Linked DNA regions of Mus musculus: region 2 is linked to region 1. Evidence: chromatin contacts called from ENCODE Hi-C or POLR2A ChIA-PET data. All regions are on one chromosome and are shown on one strand. Each heading gives the region's core, a stretch centred on a gene start or an enhancer-like site at or near the end of the contact. The rest is flanking DNA. Distances are from core to core; before and after follow the strand shown.

Evidence for each region. Hi-C counts contacts between places; a loop is a spot of excess contacts on that map. ChIA-PET counts read pairs that join two places held with the same protein, here RNA polymerase II (POLR2A).
Region 2: POLR2A ChIA-PET joins it to region 1 with 23 read pairs in Patski. The contact joins the enhancer-like site here to the promoter of Nradd in region 1. A Hi-C loop is called at or near these places in 1 of 37 maps with a recorded cell type or tissue (left cerebral cortex). POLR2A ChIA-PET finds 5 or more read pairs at or near these places in 1 of 5 experiments (Patski).

Annotation. Positions count from the first base shown.
Region 1 is chr9:110,623,131-110,625,830 of GRCm38, reverse strand. Nradd (neurotrophin receptor associated death domain) reads left to right here and starts at 1,438. Exons shown (of 5, transcript NM_026012.2): 1 at 1,438-1,516; 2 at 2,596-2,700. It overlaps Nbeal2 (neurobeachin-like 2), which reads left to right. Exons shown (of 54, transcript NM_183276.2): 52 at 1-97; 53 at 367-502; 54 at 605-1,042. The coding sequence ends at 706.
Region 2 is chr9:110,682,262-110,685,276 of GRCm38, reverse strand. All of the region lies in intron 1 of Ccdc12 (coiled-coil domain containing 12), which reads right to left. Among named protein-coding and RNA genes, the nearest start is that of Gm35715, 8.6 kb to the right of the region's middle. Within about 2 kb of position 1,721, at least 1 of the 3 ENCODE cell types and tissues checked has a DNase peak (open chromatin) inside an H3K27ac peak, as active enhancers do.

The sequences.
Region 1 (2,700 bases), core at 189-2,688:
TGACCCTGACGGAGCAGCCCACAGCCCTGACTGTGGCAGAAGACTTTGTTCTGCTGGGCACCGCTCAGTGCTCTCTACATATCCTCCACTTGAACAAGTGAGCCCCGCTCTTAGTTCCTGGCCCCTCTAGGTGGAAGCTGTTGGCACAGGGTAATAGAGAGTGCATACTACCCACTCACTAGCATGTGTTACTCATGGGGATTCTTGCCCTGGCCCTCCCTTAGCTACACAGTTGTGGGAGTTCTATAAGCCAGGAATTCAGCTTAGCCAGACTTCAAATGAAGACAAAGTAGATGCACGAAAAGGTGTCTGTTAGCTGGCTTCCTTGCAGTTGTGACTCAGTGTACACCTACTTCCCTGCTCCAGATTGCGGCCCGCCGTGCCTCCCCTGCCCATGAAAGTGCCGGTCCACAGTGTGTCTGTGACCAAGGAGCGCAGTCATGTGCTGGTGGGCCTGGAAGATGGCAAATTGATCGTTGTGGGCGCTGGGCAGCCTTCTGAGGTGAGGAAGAGGGCAGCTTGGCCGGCCGGGCAGGAGGGTGGCGGGTTGTGGGGTGCGGCTGCCAGGGCTCACCGCATCTCATCCCATCCCTACTCCCGCTAGGTACGCAGCAGCCAGTTCGCGCGGAGGCTGTGGCGCTCCTCGCGGCGAATCTCCCAGGTGTCCTCTGGGGAGACTGAATACAATCCTGGCGAGGCTCGCTGAACCTAGAGTCTAGGCGCTCAGACATCAGACCCGGCCCGAGCCTGATTCTCTGCCCAGGAGACTACTGCACCAGGGGGTGGGCGGGGCCCACCCTCCAGCTCAGGGATTGGTAGATGGCATCACCAGGAAGTCCCGCCCCTCGCCGGCTGAGGGGAGACCTAGCGTCGGCCTCTGAGGCCGCTGCTGCATATTTTGCACAATCTGGGGTGGGAGGGAATCCCTACTTTCAAATCCCACGTCCCAGTGAAAGCACAAAGACCACCTGTGGCCTTAATCCTCAAAGGTGACTATCGCTGCCCATTCTCAGCAATAAACGTGGCCTAGTTTTGTAATCTTTCGGTTTCTTGAGTACACATGTGCCGCCGTCCTTGGCCTCCTGTGGCCCCCAGTCTTAGCCTCTGTTACCCTGTCTGGCCTGGCATGCTTCTTCCTGGCCAGGCTGGCCTCGGTGTAGCCAGCGGAGGCGCCTCTGGCTTTGCCAGACGTTTCCTGACTCCTGGTTCTCAGCTCTCGCGGTCCATTGCATGGCATTTGCATGCCAGTGGCCTGCTCTGCCAGGCACGCTGGTGTCGGCTTCTGTGAACTCCGAGTGCTTCTGCGTGCTCCGGCGTGGGGCGGGGGCGGGACCGCGCCCTCGAGCTCGGCCCCGCCTCTTCATTGTCCTGCTCCCCTCTTCAACACCACCCCCCCACTGGCCCGCCCCTTGCCTTGGCTCACTCTTGGGCAGACCGGAACCTGCCCTCTCCAGGGACTCCCGTCGTCTTCCTAGCTGAGTGGATCCTGGCACCCTCGGAGGGGTGGCCGCAGAAGGTTAGGAGGGAATGACTAGCCGGGCTCTTGCTAGGTGGAAGGGGCCAGAACTTTCTCTGTCTCCCGCCTTTAGTGCTCTGATCCTGTGGGTACCAGCGTCTGTGTTGGGGTGTGTATGGGCCTGCAGGGGCTGTTGAATTGTTTCTTCCCATTTTGGGCTTGGAGATGGGTGGGGAGCCCTGAAGAAGTTCCACTCCGGCTGCTCAGGATGGGTGGGGCAGATTCCAAGGCCTGTCTGCTGCTACTGGTTTACAGGCCCACCCACCAAGGATCCCAGAAGCCCCCAACTCCCAATGTGGCGACACAAAGATACAAAGTCCATAAAGGGGCCACCCACATCAGAGGTTTACCTGACTACAGCACCGAACTGCTGATAGCCCTACTATAGACACACCACGTGTTAGAGCCATTGGCTATGCAGCAGTAGCCGTTGGGGACTTGAAGGGCCTCTTTTAATCTCTTACTTATCCAAGCCAGATCTCTCTCCTCCTTCAGATCTGGAGCCTCTCCTCCTCCGTAGACTGCAGGGAGTGGTCTCAGCAGATTTAGTACTCTAGGGTCCAGGTGGGTCCTTGGTCTGAGTTGGCCCTGTTCTTCCATTTCAGGCCCTCTGAGATCTGTATGGTCTATGAGTTTGCTGAACCATTAAGGTATCAGTTCACTTAGTCCCTGCCCAGGAAAGGGCTGGCCACTGGCCCTGGAGGGGACAGAGGGAGCATTAGGCAGTGTAAGCGGGCTTGCCTTGGGGACCTTGGGATGCTGGGTTTTGGCAGATGTGTATGATCACCAGTTCCTAGGGATGTTTCAGCCTGAGATAGGGTCACAGTCCATGTATCTTTACCCTCCTTTTAACATCCCCAGACTCAGCCCAGGTACTTGGGAAGGTCTTTGAGATCGGGTGATTTCTATCCTGAGCTGTACCCCATGCCACCAGCTTTGGCTAGCAGGAGCCAGTTGTTACCTCCACCTATTTGACACAGGAGAAACTGTTCCAGCCCTGGTGTGAATCAGGATGGACACACACGCTGCCCCCAGGGACTCCTGACAGCAGATCTGAGGATTTCTTCATATTTCTGCAGAGTTCCTCCTTCTGAGATTCAAGAGAAGCAGGCTCCAAGCTCCGTCAACTCAGTTCTCTACACAACTCCCCTTCACCAAAAAACAGCCCAGCAGGCAGCGCCTGG
Region 2 (3,015 bases), core at 472-2,971, 59 kb before region 1:
CAGCTTGGGTGGGCAGGTAGCTCCCAGAAGAGCAAGGAGGAGAGGACTGTAGATTGGGCACAGGGCTGCAGTCCTAACAGCTGGCACCTACAGAGGTCACAGGGGGCTTTCATTCCCATGGGTCTTCTGTGATGCTCTCAGCAAACCTCTGAACAGAAGAACACTGTATGTCCTAATGCCTGCTTCATCAAGGGCATGAGACAATGTTAGGGCATGTTAGACGATGCCTTCGAAGGGATGGGGAGGTGGCTCAGCAGAGAAGAGCGCTGGCTGTTCTTCAAGAGGACGTCAGTTCAATTCCCTGCACCCACAGGGTAGCTCAAAACCACTTAAAACTACACGTCTAGGGGATCAGACACCTTCTGGCCTCCATGTGGGTACCAGCCATAGGCATGGGTCTTCTGGTCCTCACTCAGAGCTCACAAAGTGTGACATGGCAGGCTGGGGACCACCAGGCCAGAAGTAGGTCACAGCAGGAGCCACAGCTCTCCTGTGGGTACAGCTAGTCTATAGAGGCCTGTGGACAGAGAAAGAGAAAGAAAAAAACAAAGTGCCTGGCTGGCAGCTGGCAAAGCAGCAAGGAAGCCGGAGATAAGGCCCAGAATAGGAGCTGGAATTAGGTCTGAAGTCAGGCAGGACAGGCTGCAGAGAGACTGGGAGGAGGCAGCGAGGCTGAGACTCTGGTAGTGACTCACCGGGGAAAAGAAGGTGCCTTGGACAAAGGAGGTGGCAGTGCTATGGGGACAAAGAGAAAGGGTGTGGCAGCTTTCTTGCAGACTAGAGCTGAGGCTTGAGATGTGTACAGAGGCTGTGAGGGGTCCATGCTGGCCAAAATACCCTCAGCGATAGGAAAGAGGGCTCCTGGTTGCAGAAGAAAGGCAGGACTAGCCCCACTGTCCACTGAGACCGGGCAGCAGCATGCCAGGCTGATGCAGCTTCTGCCGCATCCCATGGCTTTGAGCCTGGGATCACTGATATCCTATGTGTGGTAGAGGAACATAGGGCACTGGCCTCAGGCCAAGTCAGCTCTTGTTCTTTCCAGAAGTACAACTGGGCATCCTGCCACAAGTGCAAGGGAGGCAGCAGGTAACTCCTCCCTCCCACATATTTCCTTTATAAGTCCACAGACATTGGCCAGATCCCTGATGCTAGGAATTGCATGCATTGCAAGCTGGGAGCTAAGGAGAAAAAGCATTAGCACACACTGAGAATTCAAGTGTGACGGGGATCCTTACCCCAGGTACCTGGTCAGACTCGAGGGGCAACGCCCCCCCCCCCCCCACACACACACACACATACCAGGTTTGAGAGGGTACAGCTTTCTGGAGAAAAGCCCAGAATGCTTTTGGATTCTTAGAGGGCAAGGTTGGAAGGGGGCAATGGCACACAGACCCAGAACAAGGAAGGGATGGTATTGACAGCATGACAAGAGGCAGTGGCTCTCTAGGTGGCTGGGGAGAGTCTCTAAAGTACACCTCCCTTGTCCTGCCTGTTAAAGAATGAATGGGAGGGGCAGGGGGCAGAGGGAGGGCAGAACAGGGAACAACTGGTACAGATGGGTGAGCACACGTCCTTTCCAGTGCCCAGGACTTCACCCTCCCCAGCAGCAGCAGGAAATAACCAACTGGAAGGTTAGGCAGAGGGCACAGCACAAACCACAGCCCCCTTTCCCTTTCCAGGGAGCCAGACTAGACCATTTCACCTGGGCAGCCCAGAACTGAGGCTCTGAACTCCCAAACTCCTGACGGGCTTCTCCTTACAGGAAGCCCTGAGGCATACAGGAAGCCTACACCTCAGGCTTGGACTGAGGTGAGGACAAGGAAAACCTTATACCAATCCGCACCCATGTTGGGGTTGCAAGCAAACTGCAGGACCCTTTTTGGGACAGGTGGCCCTGGCGGTACTTCAGCAGGGACACTTGAGGCTTAAGTAAGGGGACCAGGTCCACTGTCCCATGCACACCTTCTGCTCCATGATGCCTACTATGGGAATGCTTACTGGAATCCTGGCCAAGGTTCAAATCCTGCTGCCCAACAGTGATGGGCCAGGCTCATACCTGACTCTTGTGCTATTTTTCCTAGGGAGTCACCACCACCCACCCAGCACCTTGGTTCAATAAAACTCAAGAGAGCGGCCGGGCATGGTGGCACATGCCTTTAATCCCAGCACTTGGGAGGCAGAGGCAGGTGGATTTCTGAATTCGAGGCCAGCCTGGTCTACAAAGTGAGTTCCAGGACAGCCAGGGCTATACAGAGAAACCTTGTCTTGAAAAAAACCAAAAAAAAAAAAAAAAAAAAAAAAAAAAAAAAAAAAAAAAAAAAAACCAAAACAAACAAAAAAAACTCAAGAGAGCTGACAGCCAGTTGAATTACTGGAAGCACAACAGACTCTACCAACTGAGCCACATCCCAGCTCAATCTTGCCTACTTTTGGAGAGAACAGGAGAGATAAAATGTAAGTAGGGTCAATAAAACAAAAGAGCATCAATCACACTAGGGTCCCAATGACTAGGTGAGCTCTTTCGGGAGTTGGACGCAAACATTCACTTCTGTCCTGCTTTTCCCACTTGTGAGTGATAACATTATATAAGCAACTTACTTAAATTGAGTAATACTGATATTACTGAACAAGATCAAGTTTATCCAATTAACCACTGCAAACATTTTATAAGGTCAGCATTCCTTCCTGTTTTCGTAGATGAGCAAATCAGAGGCACAGCGTAATTAAGTAACTCATCCAGAGTCACACGGCCTGGGGCTGACAGAACCCCAGTGGGGGAGGGGGAAGGGTGGCCTTCAAGCTGCTCCTCTCTGAATGCCTGCTCCTTGCTCTGGTCCAATTCTTGCCCTGACATGGCACACAGCTAGTCTCAGTCAGTCTGTCTGTCTCTCTCTCTCCCTGACTGACCTGGAGCTCTAGATACAGACTACAAATGGCCTTGAACTCACAGATGCCAAGCATGTCTGGCCTCTCTGTTAGACTCTAAAGCACTTTTACGACACACCACGGGGTTGA